2 separate regions of the Homo sapiens genome follow, and region 2 is linked to region 1. A link is an interaction called in ENCODE POLR2A ChIA-PET data of the cell type or tissue named here. Cell type or tissue: HepG2. All regions are shown on one strand.

Region 1 (4,000 bases):
GCTCCCACAGCTCCTCCCTCACATCCCCCCCATGGTGGCCTCTCTGGTCAAGGAGGACTCGAACTCGGGGACCAGCTGCCTGGAGCAGCTGGCGGAGCTGGTCCACTGCATGGTGTTCCGGTTCCCGGGCTTCCCGGATCTGTATGAGCCTGTCATGGAGGCCATCAAGGTGAGCGACAGTCCCCTACTTGGGCCTTGCCCCACTCTGACAAAGGTACCAGTGTGGGCCTTCCAGCGGGCCATACCACAGCTTGGTGGCAGTCCCCGTCATTTGGTGCCTGGCTGTCTCCCATCACCTCCCCAGGTCCATCATGTGCCTCAAGCACACTGAGCCACTCACGTTCCCCAAGTAGGCTGGGCTGCCTCATGGCTGCTCTGGGCTTTTGCACACACTGTGCTTTCTAACCATAAACGCTTCTCTGTCAGTGTAGTATGGAAATTAAAACACGTTCTCTTTCTCTGCTCTGCCTGGACAGCTCCTGCTTACCTTGTAAGTCTCTGTTCTAGTGTTACTTCCCTCAGGATGCCTTTCCTGATCACTCTCAGTACTCCCATGCCCTCCACCAGGCTGGGCTAGGGCCTCGCTGGGCTCCCACAGTCTTGGTACATCCCTCTGTCACATGTTATCACTGTCTGTCTGCCTCCCTTGCCAGACTGTGAGCACTCCAGACCAGGGATAATTTACAGTCGTTCACATGACTTTACTGACGTCCTGCTCTGCACCAAGCCCAGGCTGGGAACTGGGGGCATGGGCATGAAGCAAACGGAGTCTCCTCCATTGAGAGGATCGCAGCCTGGTGAGGGTGACAGACTTGGATACGAGAAACTCTGGTCGGAGCAGCTTTTGAAAATGTCTACAAGGTTTGGCTTGAGAGCAGTGAGAAACCAGAGGAAGGAAAGATCTTCTCCAGTTAGAGAGGACAGATGAGGCCTCTAAGAAGAAAGAGTTTCTTAGAGGCCTCATCAAGCTGGGCTTGACGGGTTGCTAGGATCTGACAGTGACTAACATCTGTGGCTACTGCTACACTTGAGATTATTTTCCTGTATGTTTTGTCTTCTGATGCTCACAAGAAACCTACAAAGATGATACGGTTCATTTCAATCTCATAGATGAGGAAAAGGAGACTTGGAGAAGTTTGGTGACTTGTGCAAAGTCACAGAGGTAGTGAGACATGTAGCTGGAGTCTGGATGGCAGAGCCTTCCCCATTGCCTGATAGAGAAGGCAGGTTGGGTGGGGTGAAGGGGTCTAGGTAGGTGGCCCTTGCAGAACCTTTGATCTGACTTTTACATCTGCAGCACAGCAGACGAGATAACCTGAAAAGTGTCCTGCTACAAAACAGCTAGAAATGCTTGTTAAAATATAACAAACATCACTTTAAGTACATAGCTAAGCTTGCAAGAAAGTAAGGGGGAGTCCCCAGGGGCCAAAAAGGAAGAGATAACTGAATTCCAGAGTGGTAGGTGAGAAACAATGTTCTTTTTCCTCTGGAGTGAGGCAAGTGCGTGGCTGAGATGGCCAATCTCAGTCACAAAGGGACTTGAGTTGGTAGGGACAGGAGGTCAGACTTTGGGCCTATCCCCAGCAGGGAGTTAGCACTAAGAAGCCGACTAAAAGCCAGGACCCAAGAAAGGTTGTACCATTAGCAAAAGAATGGTCTAGGAAAAAATATGCACATGGTTTTAAATAGACATCAGGGAAACTTTTCTGGCTTCGTCTGGGCTCTGGATTGGGGAAAAAAATGTAATCAGTGGCCTGCTCTCATGTGGATTTAGGGGTTCAAATTCATATCATTTTGGGGGTTGTGGCCCTTCCCCACATTAAAAATAGTCATAAACTTGTAGTACCCAAGGGTAACCTGGTAGAAAGACATAAATCAGGCCATAAAGGTAAAGTTCTACTGAAAATGAGTTTATAGTCCCAAAATTATAAAACACACAAAGGAACAATCCTGCATGAATGACAGTTGGTAGATACAACAAACAAAACTTCCGTTATTTACTTGGATCTTCTCAGTTTTTCAAACTTAACACGAGAAAGAACTTTTTGATAATCAAAGCTGCCTTACAATGGAAGGGGCTGCCATGATAGGTCATGAGCCCCCGACAGTGGAGGTGGATGAGGAGGACTTCCCTGTGTCAGGTGTGTTGCCCAAGGGTTTCTACATCGAAAGGGAGGTAGGAGGAAAGCTTGGAGATTCTGTGGCTGGGTCTGTCTGTTTCCTGCTAGACAGGAAACAGTGAGCTTCTGTGGGCAGGAACCCTGTCCTTTTGATCTTTGTGCCTAGTAGATGTCTGTGAGCAAATGAGTGGGTTATTGTTTGAGCAGGACTGTAGGAGAATGCTGTAATGAAGGTGCAGGCAGAGAGGAGGGACCCTGCCCCGGGCACTGAGGAAAACCCATGATGAGTGAGATGCAGGCTTTGCACAGTAGGGGCCCATGGATTGTCTGATCAGGGGATGAGGGGAGTCTGCACATACCTGTACCAGTAGGGGCAGGGAGTTAGGCTTTATAAGATGATACAGATACAGTCCTTCTCAAGGACCCCGCCTTCTCAACCCCGCGCCTTGAGAAGATCCTGGAAAGCTTCATAGAGAAGGGATACAGGAGTTTGATCTTACTGTACGGGGACTGAAAAAGGACACTCTGGATGCATCGGAGGGGAGGCATGGAAGTGGGAACATGTGAGGTTAGTTTGGTGGTAATGTGTGAGGGGGAAGGGAGATCAGAAAAATCAGCAGAGCAGTGCCTTGAAAACTAGGTTGCACCACTCGGCTAGATCTGGGCTTCTCGAACGTTTCCACCCAAGTACTTGACGTCAGAGAGGGGAACTCACCCAAAGTAGCCTGACATGAGCTCTGAGTTTGTCTACAACCTCACTTTATCTCAAAGACTCAAGTATGTATGTCGTAATTATAAACATGTTTACATGTTTTAATATTACATTTTTTTTTTTTTGAGACAGAGTCTTGCTCTGTTGCCCAGGCTGGAGTGCAGTGGCGTGATCTCGGCTCATTGCAAGCTCTGCCTCCCAGGTTCACGCCATTCTCTTGCCTCAGCCTCCTGAGTAGCTGGGACTACAGGCGCCTGCCACCACGCCTGGCTAATTTTTCGTATTTTTAGTAGAGATGGGGTTTCACTGTGTTAGCCAGGATGGTCTCGATCTTCTGATCTTGTGATCCAGCCATCTCGACTTCCCAAAGTATTGGGATTACAGGTGTGAGCCACTGTACCCAGCCCATATTTTTCTTTTCTTTTTTTTTTTTTTTTGAGACGGAGTCTCGCTCTGTCGTCCAGGCTGGAGTGCAGTGGCGGGATCTCGGCTCACTGCAAGCTCCGCCTCCCGGGTTCACGCCATTCTCCTGCCTCAGCCTCCCAAGTAGCTGGGACTACAGGCGCCCGCCACTACGCCCGGCTAATTTTTTGTATTTTTAGTAGAGACGGGGTTTCACCGTTTTAGCCGGGATGGTCTCGATCTCCTGACCTCGTGATCCGCCCGCCTCGGCCTCCCAAAGTGCTGGGATTACAGGCGTGAGCCACCGCGCCCGGCCTATTTTTCTTTGAATGTTAGAAAAGATGGCTTCACATTTGTTCTGTGGCTTCGAACACTCCTGGTACAAGCCAGTTTGAGAGGCAAGGCAGCAAATTATAGGATTTTACTGCTTATAAAATTATTTCGCATGGGTTCTATGAGTACATCCTTTTGTACATATGCCTTTGTAAATAAGTTCTGGAAAGTTCTCTGACTTAGGCAGATGTATCAGGTTGTGGCGGTTTCTTTGGGACCTGTGATACTTGCCAAGGGAGCCATCACACATCAGTTTCTAGTAACATTATTAGGTTCTTAAGTTATTTTGAAGTTTTTATTTTCCTGAGAACAAAGTTACCTTCTTTGGGAATAATGGCATTTGATTTTGTTCCTAGCATGGATATTTTTGCATCTTCTCTGCGTGTGCACGGATATGTGGGGTTGTGTCTGCCTTTTTGCCTCTATTCATTCA
Region 2 (4,000 bases), 130 kb before region 1:
CCACACTCTGACTCACTCAGTTGCTTCAAAGGCCAGAGCAGCAACTCTACGCCATAACGTTTCAACACACCCTAACCTGATTTTCATTCAGAGGCAATATGGTATAGCAACAGTTAAAAATCTGGGCTCTTGTTCTGGCTCTTCCATTGACTTCTGTATTATCCTAGACAACTTTTTTTTTGAGATGGAGTCTCACCCTATTGCCAGGCTGGAGTGCAGTGGCGCGATCTCAGCTCACTGCAACCTCCACCTCCCGATTCAAGCAATTCTCCTGCCTCAGCCACCCGAGTAGTTGGGACTACAGGTGCACGCCACTACACCCAGCTAATTTTTTGTATTTTTAGTAGAGATGGGGTTTCACCATGTTGGCCAAGATGGTCTCAATCTCCTGACCTTGTGATCCTCCCCGCTCGGCTTCCCAAAGTGCTGGGATTACAGGCGTGAGCCACCGCACCCAACCTTTTTTTTTTTTTTGAGATGGAGTCTTGCTCTTGTCACCCAGGCTGGAGTGCAGTGGCGCCACCTTGGCTCACTACAACCTCTGCCTCCCAGATTCAAGCAAGTCTCCTGCCTCAGCCTCCCGAGTAGCTGGGATTACAGGCTCACGCCACCATGCCTGGCTAATTTTTGTACTTTTAGTAGAGACAGGGTTTCACCATGTTGGCCAGGCTGATCTCGAACTCCTGACCTCAAATGATCCACCCACCTTGGCCTCCCAAAGTGCTGGGATTACAGGCGTGAGCCACCACGCCCGGCCCTAGACAACTTATCTTACCTTTCTGTATCTGTTTCCCTGTTAGTAAAATATAGCAGAGAAATCAAATGAGTTATTCCAGCTCTGACAACCTAGGATTCTCCTTACAGTGCTGAGGCACTGCCAGTTTTCCAACAGCAACATCAGCATTGTTCTTCCTGCTTCAATGGGCATGTGACAGTATCTTGGTTGTTTGAATTGATACTGACTTGGCCTTTTAAAAATTTCTTCACTCCACAGATCCCTTCACATGATAGAAGACAGACTCTTTGATGAGGTCGGCGGAGCAGTTCACTAGCCAATGATGAGAGCAGAAAGGCCTAGACCTGCAGCCAGAAGTGAAGGCGGCTCAGTTCTCCGGGATGCTTCTCTACCTCCTGAGCACCAATTCCTGGATTCCAGTCACTGGCTCACCTTTAGAATGTCTGTTGCTATTCACTGCTCCCCTCGCTCCTCTTAACAGCTTGGGGAGGTGACCAGTGGTTCAGGAGGGACTAGACAATTACCTGTCCAGTGTGGTATGGTAGGAAGAGTGTAGGTGTTGGCACGTGACCAAAATTCACATCCCTCCTCATGGCAGTCATTCAGTATGTGTACTTGTACAAGTTATTTAACCCATTGGAGCCTAAATTCCCTCATCTATAAAATGGGGATAATATTATCTACCTCACAAGCTTATGAAAACTAAACATGATGAATCAAAAGCACTTGGCATGTGAGGGCTATTAAAATAGCCTGATTTTTTTTTTCTCCCCCTCTCCCCAATGTATTTGCTCTGGCCCTTGCTTTTTACCCTCCAGAGCTAAGAGGTAGCAGAGTCTCTTGGGATGAGTGATTCACCCTCTTACTTGGCGACCACTGATGAGATCAACAACAGGTGAACTATAAACCTATTATTTATTGCAGAACTAATAAAAAATCCAAAGCCTTGTATTTGTACATCTTTATTATTTCTAAAGCACTTTCCTCAACCTAATTTCAGTTTTTACAATTGGTACTCAAGAAAATAGAGACAGAAATCATTTGATTTTGCCCAGAAACCATCTGCTTATATTTATAAGGCCACCTAATTTGAAATCACATATAGACCAGGCGCGGTGGCTCACGCCTGTAATTCCAACACTTTGGAAGGCCAAGGCAGGTGGATCACAAGGTCAAGAGATTGAGACCATCTTGGCCAACATGGTGAAACCCCGTCTCTACTAAAAACACAAAAATCAGCTGGGCGTCGTGGCATGCACCTGTAGTCCCAGCTACTCGGGAGGCTGAGGCAGGAGAATTGCTTGAACCCAGGAGGTGGAGGTTGCAGTGAGCCGAAATTGCGCCACTGCACTCCAGCCTGATGACAGAGCAAGACTGTCGTCTCAAAAAAAAAAAAAAAAATACCACATATACTTTATCTCCAAAACCTAATCTGATTATAAATTCTAAGCTAGGAAACAAAAACTTTTGGGACAAGTACTTTTTTTTTTGACGGGGTCTCCTTTGTCACCCAGGCTGGAGTGTCACCCAGGCTGCAGTGAACTGTGACACAACCACAATTAATTGCATCCTCGAATTCCAGGGCTCAATAGATCCTCCCACCTCAGCCTTATGAGTAGCTGGGATTGCAGGAACGTGCCACCACGCCCAGCTAATTTTTGTATTTTATGTAGAGACAGTGTTTCACCATGTTGCCCAAGTTGGTCTCGAACTCCTGGGCTCATGCAATCTGCCCTGCCTCAGCCTCTCAAAGTGCTGGGATTACAGGCATGAGCCACTGCATCGGGCCAGGACAAGCATTTGATAAGCCATAAAAAGTAACCTCATTCCAGTTAGGTACAGTCTTTTGCTTCTAATTGCACCAAGCTCCACTGTAGACAGTATTAGCTCCTGAGTCCATTTTCTCCAGGATAACCCACCTAAGAGCAAAGACAACTTGGCAACATAAGATTTCTGTTTTCCTTGTCTGGAGTCTCCTCCTTCGAAACCACCTTCTATATCATTCATTATAGACAGCTCAGAAATACAAACCTGACTGTATGATTTAAAACGCCTTAATGACTTAATACCTACAGGATGAAGTCAAAATTATTTGGCAAGAGTCACAGAATCCTCCATAATCTGGCTCACTCTAAATTCACTTTGCACTAGGACAGGGGCAGGCAAACCTTTTCTGAAAGGGCTACATATTAATTAGGCTTTGCAGGCCATAGGTCTCTATCACAACTACTCAATTCTGCTCTTGCAGCATGGCAGTCGCCATAAACAACATGTAAACAAATGAGCATGGCTGTGTTCCAATGAGACTTTATTGGCAGTGGGCCAGATTTGGGTAGTCTGCTAACTCTAAACTAGAATTCAACCTCATCTTAAAATCTTTCAGATGGGTGAATGGAAACTGACCATTCTCTGATGATGAACTATTTTTCTTACAACAATAAAGAGTCAGAGTACTCATGGTACGTATTTTAATTACAAGGTGTCAACATACAGATTAGCATAAGCTTCAACTGTCATAAGAAACATGTTCCATCAAATTCAGAAACAGCAGGTATCAGTGAAACTGGAGCAAGCATTTTGAAGACTTCAACGTATTGGATGGAATTTTTCAAAAATTTCACCATATGTTTTCTTATCTATAAAAGGAAAGATCATAAAAGATTTATTTTAAAAATATGTTTTAAAAATTGTATTTCCTAAACGAAAATTAACACTCACTAATCTTATGATTGAAATCCTGCTGTGGTCTGAATGTTCATGTCCCCCCAAAGTTCATAAATTGAAATGTAACCCCCAAGATAACGATATTAAGAGGTTAGGACTTTGGGAGGTGATTAGGTCACAAAGGCTCTGTCCTCATGAGGGGGATCGGCTTAGGGGACCTTGTTTGCCTCTTCTACCATGTGAGGACACAGCAAGATGGCATCATCTATGAAGCAGAGTGGGCCCTCAGCAGACACCAACTGTGCTGGTACCCTGATCTTGGACTTCCCAGCCTCCAGAATTGCAAGCAATAAATTTCTATTACTTATATATTACCCAGTCTATTCTGCAATTATACAGGTGGTAAGAAAAACAAAGTTAAAAAATTTTTTTTAATTACCCAGTTTAAGGCATTTTGTTATAGTAGGCCAAACGGACTAAGACAAACCCCTAAGAATTTCCTTATTTTCTTGTCCTTGACTATGGCTTGGTAATCACTGAAGGATTTTCTTTCATTGACTGAAGAATAACTTTGGAGGAATCTGTGATGACAACCAAATG

What was found. Peaks named below come from ENCODE experiments on the same cell type or tissue, not always from the same donor. Only the 100,000 strongest peaks of a DNase experiment are listed, where the experiment ranks them.
Region 2: POLR2A ChIA-PET joins it to region 1 with 6 read pairs; 3 of 35 experiments call an interaction of 5 or more read pairs at or near these places.

The regions. Positions count from the first base shown.
Region 1 is chr11:78,200,640-78,204,639 of GRCh38, forward strand. USP35 (ubiquitin specific peptidase 35) reads left to right here. Exons shown (of 11, transcript NM_020798.4): 6 at 11-169. Among named protein-coding and RNA genes, the nearest start is that of USP35, 14 kb to the left of the region's middle. In HepG2, no CTCF peak of the experiment used is centred here; a DNase peak (open chromatin) is centred at 2,272.
Region 2 is chr11:78,066,665-78,070,664 of GRCh38, forward strand. The region is part of intron 1 of NDUFC2-KCTD14 (NDUFC2-KCTD14 readthrough); the gene reads right to left. THRSP (thyroid hormone responsive) reads left to right here. Exons shown (of 2, transcript NM_003251.4): 2 at 995-1,687. NDUFC2 (NADH:ubiquinone oxidoreductase subunit C2) reads right to left here. Exons shown (of 3, transcript NM_004549.6): 3 at 1,633-3,372. The coding sequence ends at 3,323. Among named protein-coding and RNA genes, the nearest start is that of THRSP, 4.8 kb to the left of the region's middle. In HepG2, no CTCF peak of the experiment used is centred here; no DNase peak of the experiment used is centred here.